Regions from separate parts of the Homo sapiens genome. Here region 2 is linked to region 1. A link is a contact called in ENCODE Hi-C data. All regions are on one chromosome and are shown on one strand. Each heading gives the region's core, a stretch centred on a gene start or an enhancer-like site at or near the end of the contact. The rest is flanking DNA. Distances are from core to core; before and after follow the strand shown.

Region 1 (5,418 bases), core at 1,881-4,380:
CTTCCAAGGAGACCAGAACAGTCCCTCTCTGCACCCTGACCCCCCATGTCCCCACCCCAAACAGTGCTAAAGGGTACACACAGTGTAATCATTTGGCTCCACTTTTCCCAGAGTTTACATATAAACTACTTTCCTTCTGTTAAGTATCTGGCATACAGTAGGCTCTCTCTGTCATCATACTCTGTACCTAATTATAAAGCAAATGGATGATAAAGTATTTATAAATTTTTTCTTTTGACTTTTGACAACACAATTTCAGACTTACAGAAAAGTTGCAATAGTACAAATAATTCCCAGATCCCCTCTACCCAGATCCCCCAAAGGTTAACATTTTACCACATTTGATTTATCCTTCTCCTTCTGTCTGTCTCTCTCTCTGGCTCTCAATCTGATAGGTCAAAACTTTTGAGAGTGTAAATCTTAAAGTGACATTGTATTCTAGTCCCTCCACAGCTAGCAAAATTGTTTTTTTCGCTCTTAAAGCAAGAAGGCTGCAATAAGCATTTTCTTCTTTTAAGTTCATGCCAGGTGAATTGTTCAGTATCATGGGAAAAATAATACTTGTGGGTTACAAATAATGTCTCATAATTCTAAATTGAATTAGGCTTCTAATCTAATTCCTTATATTCTTGGTAATTTGAAAACTAAGTCTGTTGTGAATTACCAAAAAGGAGCTGCTCTCCATTTGAAGTTTTCAGTATTGCAGTAGGAGTTTCAACAAAATATGCACTGATTACTTGTTCTTGTAACTTTGTAAAAGCTTGAGAACAGATTGACCTCTGTTGGCTCCTACGGGGTAACAGCTAAGGTTTATTCATTTACTTGTTTCTAGAAACACTGTATCTATTAGGATTTATTCCAAGCAACTCTGTATTAGATGGCTTAAAAGAAAAAAGAGATGTGCTATCTACCACTTTTGAAGCTCTGTAGTGAGGCACACTGACCTCATTTGTTTTTAGATTGCTGTACAATTTACAACCACCAAAGTGTGCAAATCATAAGTACAAATCATGGCTTAGTGACTACTGTGTGTGTATATCCATGTAAGCATAACTGTGTCAAGGTATAGAACTTTTCCAGCTCCCAGCAGGCCTCCTCATCACTACCTCTACACAAATCTTTAAACCATACCATTCATCAATGTCTGCCATTTTTACTTCATTGAATTCCCTGTAACATGACTGTATCATGTCTTTTATCATTTTAAATTTCAGTTCCTTGGCAGACACTTGGGATTAGAATGGAACAAGTATTTTAAGTCCTTCAGTTAATTCATAAAAGTTATTTATTGTTTTTTAGTTTCTATCTTATTTCCTGGACCAGAATATTAGAAGCTTGTGTTTCATCTAGAAGTCTTTTATTAGTCTCTTTTGTCATCTAAATTTATAACATAGATGCCATTCCAAATCTTTGTGGCAACACAAGACCAAACCTCCAGTACTGAAATAAATGTGGCATTTATAAAGGAAGTTCTTTATCTGGAGTGCTCTCTCCCAATCTATTAACCAGAAATATAAAGTATATAATAAATAATTTAGGTAAAGGTGAAAATCTCCCTGTGATAGTTTGCATTTGCCTTTTATTCTCCTGGAGAGGGAAGGGAGGACAGCAGATACATTTGATCTTTTATTTCCTGAAATTTCTCCAAGACAGCTTTTGCAGATTAATTTTGTCCTCTGGTTAAAATAAAATTCATGTCCCAAAGCCATTATAAAATTCTGGGTCTCCAGCCTTTCCTTAGGGCTCTGGTTCAGTATCTTGAAATACTGCAATATTTATAGTGTTATGGAAAGTTCTTTTTCATTTCTGATGTTTTTATGTTTAAGAAACTTGCTGTTATTATTATCCTCTGGTAAGTAGGCACTGAAGGAAAATCCCTACTGCTGTCATCAAAGCCACATTTTCCTCCAAGACCGGCTTTGACTTGACTGAATTTTATTTCGAATGTAAAGATGCAGGCTGGGCGCAGTGGGTCAAGCCTGTAATCCCAGCACTTTGGGAGTCCAAGGTGGGAGGAACCTAGGACTTCGAAAACAGCTTGGGCTACGTAGGGAGACCTGTCTCTTAAAAACAAACAAAAAAAATTAAGAGTGGTGGCCTGCACCTGTATAGTCTCAGCTACTGGGGAGGCTGAGGCTGGAAGATCACTTGAGCCAGGGAGGTGGAGGCTGCAGCCAGCTGCAACTCTGCCACTGCACTCCAGCCTGGGCTATTGGGCGACAGAGCAAGATCCTGTCTCAAAAAAGGTAAAGTAGGTCATATCTTAATAAAAGTGCAGATTAATCACTAGGTACCAATTCATTTATCAGTGTTACACACCAAGAACAAAAGCTCTTCCTAAACTTAGGGGGAGAATTTCAGGGCTTTAGGAATTTGAAACCGTCTTCACAGTTCCTTCCCAGTCTTATTTAGGCCAGCTGTAGGCCACAGGCTAGAGCTTGAAGCCGTCCACCAATATCTCACTCACAGGACTGTCCTTAATGCACGAATACCTTTCCTCGAGCAAACTGCTTTTCCCTCTTAGACCTTGTAGCCAGATCATTTTACCGGCAAAAGTCTCAGACATCTCCTGTGAATAAAAGCTTACATTCTTTCCTTGCCAGTAGAAAAAAGGGGAACACGTAAGCATACGTGGCAAATTGCAAAGAGGGATGCATTGTACGAGCTGGTCAGATTGTTAATGAGGGCAATCCAAACAGAAGAGATTTGAGTGCTAAGGGAATACGGATCAGTGATTAAAAGGTGTTGTGAGAGGGAGAAATCTTTGTAAACTATGGCGCTCTTTAGTATTACTATTGGGGGGATCTAGGCAGGGGAAGAAGCAGGTGAAAGCGTTTTAGGCTTCGGCCTCCTCTTGTCGTCCTTAGCTGTCCCAGGCCAGGGCCATTCTATACGCCGAGGCGTAGTCAACTCTGCTGCCCTAGACTTGCCCACTGAACCCATGCCCCAGACTCACCTTTACCCGCTGCCCGGAAGCCAAGTCGCTACCACCTGCTTGAGCAACTCCCACCGCGCAGGCTCAGAAGTTAACGCTCTCCCGCCTTTCCCCGCTGCGCTACCTTCTGAGCAGGCGCAGCGTCTCCGATCCGTTCCCTCGCCGCGGCTCGACCCCGGTGAGAGCAAAGGCCGCTCCGCGCGTCGCGTTTTTGACCCATGACGGCGGCGCGCAGTCTGACGCGACAGATTGCGTCACTTCCGCCCCCTCCTGGGAGGCGGCGCTGGGCCGGTGGCAAGCCCCCGGAGGGAGCCGCAGTAGTACGACGGAAGATGGCGACGAGCGGCGGCGAAGAGGCGGCGGCAGCGGCTCCGGCGCCGGGGACCCCGGCAACGGGGGCGGACACGACCCCGGGCTGGGAGGTGGCTGTGCGGCCCCTGCTGTCCGCGTCCTACTCCGCCTTCGAGATGAAGGAGTTGCCGCAGCTGGTGGCCTCAGTCATCGAGAGGTACCGGGCGGCGGCTCTGGCGGGCGACGCTGTTGTGGGGGGAGGGGATTTCGAGCCGGATCGTCTGGACCCGCTTTCCGGGCCGCCCCCTGCCCCCTTGAGGATCCCCGCCACAGCCACGGCTTCGGGGTCCCGGGCCCGGGGAGACTGGCTTGCCTGGGTTTCCCTCCGCCAACGCATGTAAATCACCTCTACCTCAGTTTCCCCTCTCGAGCAAAACTTTAGCGGCCTCCCTGCGGGAGGGCGTGGCCGGACATGGTTGAGAGTGAGATGCATTCGCCCTCTTAAGGGAATGTTCACGGGGCTGCCCCTTGGGTCAAGTCACAGATGAGTTTGCATTTCTCGCCCGCACTCATCCTCCTAGCCTGGGCCGGAGCGGAGCCGTACGGTATAATTTAATAACGGTCTCCCCGCGGTGCTGTAATCAGTGGGGGCACGTGCTATTTCTGTGACTGAAGCCACTAGCTACATTGATGACCTCTTTTTACGTTGCACTCCTTGTGCATTCCTACTGTATCGGTCTTTGATTAAAAACATTTCAGTGTGTGTCTGAGAGATCATTTTCCCAGAGGATGTGTGGTGTGTGTGTTCTCTTGCTGCCTCCCATCCCCCTCGCATTAAAATATCATCACATTCTTTTACAAACGGTACTATCTGTTGGTTTCCTTTTGTGTGTTTTTGTCTTTTTGCACAGCGATTCTTAGCTAGTGACAGTTATGTAGGTACAAAGATGGTGATCTCAGAGTGCCTGCCTTTTCCTGACATACTGTGCTCAGAGCAGTCTTTCATTAGTTTAATGGTAGACTTTTGCTTTTAAAGCCAGACTGACTTTCATTTTTCTAGCCATACCTCATTTCAGCAACTCCCTGCAATTGTTAACTGGGTCATTTTAGCTTCACGATGACAAGGGTATATCTAGCTGCTATCCAGAGGTTAAAAATTGCTATTTGTTACTCAAAGGAGGCCCACGGTTTGACAAATTGTTTTTGTGCTTTTTCTTGTTGTAGACTTGTAATCCTTTGGATGCAGAGTTTTTAACAAATTATAATAAAATAATGGTTGAGTTTGGTAACTTCACAGTCAGCTTTACAGACGGATTTTGCTATCTAATCATCAGGCCAGGAATGTTCTGAAGATGTAAACAGGTTTCAAATATACTACTTTCAAATTACGTGGCTGCTTTTTGTTTTAAACATTTGGATTGGCAGTATTTTTCCTGACTCATACTCATGTTACGTAGAATCAGTAACGTTCCAGTCTTTTTAGAGCATTTGCTTTTATGTTTTTCTGGACATGAGCTGGATAGGTTATAAAATATTAATAATTTGTTGACACCCTTCCATAAATCCTGTATTCTGGGGCCACCTTTAAAGCTGTAATACTTAAGGAACACCCTCCAACCAAATACATCACTAGGTTTGAATTTTGCCATGTATGTGGTAGTGGTCTTTGCCATACCCTCTGTTTGTACAAATAATCAAGAGTTGTATTTGTAGACATTAATAAGATCTCTCTTTATGGCTTAGAAAATAAGTCCAAACTGATGGGTCTTTGGTAACGCATTTATTGGAAGGCAAGATCTCTTTTTTTTTTTTTTTTTTTTTTTGAGATGGATTCTTGCTCTGTCACCCAGGCTGGAATGCAGTGGCGCCATCTCAGCTCACTGCAAGCTCCACCTCCCAGGTTCACACCATTCTCCTGCCTCAGCCTCCCAAGTAGCTGGGACTACAGGTGCCTGCCACCACGCCCAGCTAACTTTTTGTATTTTAAGTAGAGATGAGGTTTCACCATGTTAGCCAGAATGGTCTCCATATCCTGACCTTGTGATCCACCCGCCTTGGCCTCCCAAAGTGCTGGAATTACAGGCATGAGCTACCGTGCCCAGCCGGAAGGCAAGATCTTTTAAGTCTTCTGGTTTTTGGAGCTCAGTTAGCTTTGAAAGCCTATGTGTCCTCTGCAGGCTGTGTGAGAGGAG
Region 2 (5,418 bases), core at 1,887-4,386, 2.8 Mb before region 1:
TTTAAAATACATCTATAAATAAAAGCACAACTAGTCTTTTACTTCCAAGAAAGCCTGTCAGCGGCACAGCAGCTCATGCCTATATCCCAGCACTTTCAGAGGCCAACAGGAGCAAATAGCTTGAGTTCAGGCATTCCAGATCAGCCTGGACAACATGAGGAAACCCGATCTCTACAAAAGATACCAAAATTAGCCGGGTCTGGTTGCATGCACCGTAGTCCCAGCTACTGCAGAGGCTGAGGTGGAAGGATCAGTTGAGCCTGGGAGGCCGAGGCTGCAGTGAGCTGTGATCACACCACTGCACTCTAGCCTGGGCGACAGAGTAAGACCCTGTCTCCAAAAAAAAAAAAAAAATCACCAATTTTTTTTTTAACTCCCTATACTACTCTAGGCTATAACATCTGCCTTAGATTCCCAAAAAATTAAGTTTAATACGGACAGGTATTGGTTGTAACATGAAAACATTTTAAGAGTATAAACAGAGGATGTGATACCTTTCTGGTCTTGAAGAAATTACTGAAAACGAGCTCATTCAATACTTAGTTGATTACCAAACTCTTATCTCCATCTCAGTATAAAAACTATAAATTCAGGCCGGGCACGGTGGCTCACGCCTGTAATCTCAGCACTTTGCGGGGACGAGGCGGGCGGATCACGAGGTCAGGAGATCAAGACTATCCTGGCTAACACCGTGAAACCCCGTCTCTACTAAAAATACAAAAAATTAGCCGGGCGTGGTGGCGGGCGCCTGTAGTCCCAGCTGTTCGGGAGGCTGAGGCAGGAGAATGGTGTGAACCTGGGAGGCGGAGCTTGCAGTGAGCTGAGATTGCGCCACTGCACTCCAGCCTGGGAGACAGAGCGAGACTCCTTCTCAAAAAAAAAAAAAAAAAAAAAAAAAAAAAAAAAAAAAAAAAAAAAAAAAATATATATATATATATATATATATATATATACATAAATTCAAACTACTGTTACTTTCTAAAAGGAAAGATACAAATTGATATTATTTAAAATTATTAAAAATAGAAAGCTCAAGAAAATAAGGCAGATGTGTTCCAATTTTATATGCCTAAAATATTACATCAAGGCTAACAAATGTATTTCAGAAGATTCAAGTTCCACACCTATCCAATGGTCTGTAATGCCTACACACTACAGAAAGCTGCCTTGAACCTACACTCCTTTTAAGTGTTTACCAATCTGTTCTCTATAGAAATGAGAAACAGTGGGAAAGCACTTGTTTCGACATGAATTATCTTTACAACAATGCATTACACAATTGGATCTCATTTGCTTTACAGAGTCAACATTTTTGTGTGATACTATTGCAGTCGCGGAAGGATACAAAATTTAGAATGTAAACACCCTAGGGAACAAAAATTGTGATCTCTGCTTGACCCCAGGAGTCCGAGACCAGCCTGGGCAACATGGCGAAACCCTGTCTGTACAAAAAATACAAAAATTAGCGGGGCATGGTGGTACATGCCTGCAGTACCAGCTACTCGGGAGGCTGAGGTGGGAGGCTCACTTGACCCCGGGAGGCGGAGGCTGCGGTGGGCCAAGATCGCGCCACTGCACTGCAGCCTGGGAGTGCAATATCCATTATATTTAGTAACGTCTTTGAGACCCTGTCTCAAAAAAAATAAAAATTGTGATCTCAAAATTATGAAAATATTAAGTTTTTTGCTTAAAGATCGAAGTCTCGTTTTTAATAACAAAACTAAAATGTCTAGCATAGATCAGGCATAAACTGATCCTCTTTTCAACACAACTTCACCACAAAAAGTGCACTTGAATCAACCTAGGGAGATTCCCAGCATGCAGTAAGTCATAAAGGAGAATAAACAGTCTGGGAAAGTCATTTTGGACCGAAAAGTGTTCCCACAAATAAACCCACCTCATTCTAGTATAGTCAAAGGGACCTCTATTTAAAGTTAATGCCACGCAAGGGGCCGTGGACGGTGTTGTCTTACACTTTATTCCCTGACACAAACTAATCCTGGGATTTTAAACCTTCCTAGCTTTTAGGTGCACTGAAGGCGGTCATGAACACAAGTAACAAGCTTTCAAAACATCATCTGTGAATACGACGTGTTGGGAAGCAGGCAGGATAAGCCACTGGGTGACCGACTAAGGCTGCAAAATGCTGTTTGAATTTAAGTCCCTGACTTGTAGGAGTTAAGTCTCACTCCTTATACCGCGATGACGTAATCTTCCACACTACATTTATCTTGGACTTAAAGGGGAGGAAAAACAAACGAACAAAGAAAATTCCCCCCCGATAAGAGGAATTAACCAAGCAGCAGAACGACGGCTTCGGGAGGTAGTTAGGTAACTCCCCGAAAGGGAAGCTTCAGCTAAACCGGCAGGGAGCGGGCTGGAGGAGCGGATGGAAATGCTAGGAACTCGACCTCCGAAAGGAAGAGCAGCCTGGAGGCCGTGGCTCGGGGCCACCCCGCCCAGAGGACGCGGCCGGCGCGGAGGGGAGCTCGGACAGGCACCGCCGCGAGCAGCCAGCGAGCTGCCCTCCTGCCACCGCCCCGCCGCGGCCGCAACGCCACTCCCCTCCCCCGCCCCCCCACCCCCGCCGCAAAATGTCCGCGGCGGCGCCCGGCGAAGCAGGAAGTCCAGGCCGGAGCGCAGGGCACGGAACGCAGCCTGCCAGCACGGAAGACCGGCGCCCGGCCCGGCCCAAGCGCCCGCGAGTCGCTCTGAGGCCCCCGGCCGCCCTTAGGAGCCCGCCGGGCCGGGCTGGGGGGAGGGGAGCCCGGGCGCCCAGGATGGGTGTGACCCCCTTCCTTCCGCCGCTGCCGGTGACAGCCCGGTCCCGCTCGCGCCCCGAGCCCCGGCCGCGCGCCCCTCCTCAGACGGGCGCCCCCTGCCTCCCCGGCCGCGACCCCCGCCCCGGCTCCCCCACAGAACGCGGACCCGCGCCCGCCCGGAGGACGCAGCGCGAGCCGGGCACTCCCCCACAACCCGTGCTCCCGGGCCCCCCACGATCCCGCAGACGGGGTGTCCCCGAGGACTGGGAGAGGACGGAGACGGCGGGGATGGGAAGGTAGGGTGGCAGCTCCCGCGGGGAACCTCGGGCCCCGCACTCACCTCAGCTTCTCCACCGGGGCGTTGGCAGCACTGCGCGGGGTCTCCTCGGCTGCCGGACAGGGGCACGCACCTGACGTCAGCGCGCAGGAGACGCACAGTTGGGTGCCCGCGGAAGTGGGAGGAACAGGGAAGGGGAAGAGGCTGGGGCGGGTCAAGGCGGTGCCTGGACTGCCCTGGCTCCGCCCGCCTGTCGCGCACGCGCGGGCCGGCGCAGCTCGTGAGTTCGGGGCTATGCTCTGCATGTTTTCCTAATGGTTGTATTTGTAATAATACTGTGAACGATAGTATGCAAAGCGCTTCCTCTACCAGTTCTTTTTTGTTTGTTTTTTCTGAGACAGTCTTGATCTGTTGCCCAGACTGGAGTGCAGCGCGCGATCTCAGCTCACTGCAACCTCCACCCCTTGGGTTCAAGCGATCCTCCTGCCTCTGCCTCCCGAGTAGCTGGGATCACTGGCACCTGCCACCACGCCAGGCTAATGTTTGTATTTTTAGCAGACACGGGGTTTCACCATTTTGCCCAGGCTGGTCTCGAACCCGTGACCTCAAGTAAGTGATCCACCTGCCTCGACCTCCCAAAGTGCTGGGATTACGGGCGTGAACCACCGCGCCCGGCCCACTACCAGTTCTTTTGATCCTTGCAAGCTTGTGAAGCAAGGTATTGTCCCATTTTGCAGAGAAGACGGAAGCTTCTCTGAAAGGGCTGGTGACTTGCCCCAGATCACAGGGGTGGATGGTCTCTCACTCCCCGGGCCTGTATTCAGTCCGCCGTGATGTGAGAACTGAGTATCACTCTTCTTATCTCTACCTACACCCAGTGTCCCTCGCTGTAGCCACATGGGTCTTTTTTAGAGTTACAACCTTCCCCCAACCACAGGCCTTGTGTTTTTGTTGTTGTTGTTGTTGTTGTTGTTGTTGTTTTTTCTTTGAGACGTTCTTGCTCTGTCACCCAGGCAGGAGTGCAGTGGCACGATCTCAGCTCACTGCAATCTCGACGTCCCGGCGATTCTCCCACCTCAGCCTCCCAAGTAGCTGGGACCACAGGCGCATGCCACCATGCCTGGCTAATTTTTGTATTTTTTTGTAGACACAGGGTTTTGCTGGATTGCCCAGGCTGGTCTCGAACTCCTGGACACAAGCTATCAGCCTGCCTCAGCCTCCCAAACTGCTGGGATTACAAGGTGTGAGACATTACGTCTGGCCAAGGCCTTGAATTTCTTTGCTCTGCCTCCCTCCTCTTCCCCCAAATTTATATCACTGCATTCTTCAATCATCCTATCTTCGCAGTATCTATTATTTGTCTTCTCTGCTAGTATGAAAGCTTCAGGAAAATAGAGAACTTCCCTCTCTTATTCTTAGATGTTTCCCCATGTTAGAGAAAAATCGCTTAAATTGCTTATCCTAGGCCGGGCACGGTGGCTCATGCCTGTAATCGCAGCACTTTGGGAGGCCAAGGCGGGCGGATCACGAGGTCAGGAGATCGAGACCATCCTGGCTAACACGGTGAAACCCCGCCTCTACTAAAAATACAAAAAAATTAGCCGGGCGTGGTGGCGAGCTCCTGTAGTCATAGCTACTCGAGAGGCTGAGGCAGGAGAATGGCGTGAACCCGGGAGGCGGAGCTTGCAGTGAGCCAAGATCGCGCCACTGCACTCCAGCCTGGGCAACAGAGCGAGACTCTGTCTCAAAAAAAATAAAAAAAAATTGCTTATCTTAATAACAGCTCATTTATTGTCTACTGCCACAGCTATTTGGCCAACAAAGACACTTAATTCCAGTATATTGACTTATAGTCATATTTTCTTTTGGATTTTTTTTTTTTTTTTGAGACGGAGTCTCGCTCTGTCACCCAGGCTGGAATGCAGTGGTTCGATCTCGGCTCACTGCAATCTCCGCCTCCCGGGTTCAAGCAATTCTCCTGCCTCAGCCTCCCAAGTGGCTGAGACTACAGGTGCCCACCACCATGCCCAGCTAATTTTTGTATTTTTAGTAGAGACGGGGTTTCACCATATTGGCCAAGCTGGTCTTGAACTCATGACTTTGTGATCCACCTGCCTTGGCCTCCCAAAGGGCTGCGATTACAGGTGTAAGCCACCGCACCCAGCCCTCTTTTGGATTTTTTAATTACCCAAAAATAAGAACTACATTTTTTAGTGTTTACTGCAGGTATGGCTAATAGCTTTGCAGGTAGTAGTAGCTAATTTAATACTCACAGCCACCCTATGAGTTAAGAACTGTTACCCCCACTTTATGGTTACATGAACTGAAGCTCAGAGGTGTTAAGAGACTTGTCCATAGCCGCCATGCCAAGCAGTGGCA

The links. A loop is a pair of places that touch in the nucleus more often than their neighbours do. Pooled maps may share reads with other maps.
Region 2: a loop to region 1 is called in a pooled map, with 16 times the contacts of the local background. The contact joins the promoter of CDC42 here to the promoter of EMC1-AS1 in region 1. A Hi-C loop is called at or near these places in 4 of 50 pooled maps.

What each region holds. Positions count from the first base shown.
Region 1 is chr1:19,208,098-19,213,515 of GRCh38, reverse strand. EMC1-AS1 (EMC1 antisense RNA 1) reads right to left here and starts at 3,130. Exons shown (of 2, transcript NR_135114.1): 1 at 2,957-3,130. UBR4 (ubiquitin protein ligase E3 component n-recognin 4) reads left to right here and starts at 3,250. Exons shown (of 106, transcript NM_020765.3): 1 at 3,250-3,443. The coding sequence starts at 3,268. RefSeq lists silencers at 2,166-2,235, 3,261-3,580 and enhancers at 2,861-2,910, 3,161-3,210.
Region 2 is chr1:22,050,427-22,055,844 of GRCh38, reverse strand. It overlaps CDC42 (cell division cycle 42), which reads right to left and starts at 3,136. Exons shown (of 6, transcript NM_001791.4): 1 at 3,103-3,136. RefSeq lists enhancers at 1,579-2,147, 2,148-2,715 and silencers at 2,428-2,607, 2,618-2,837, 2,898-3,047.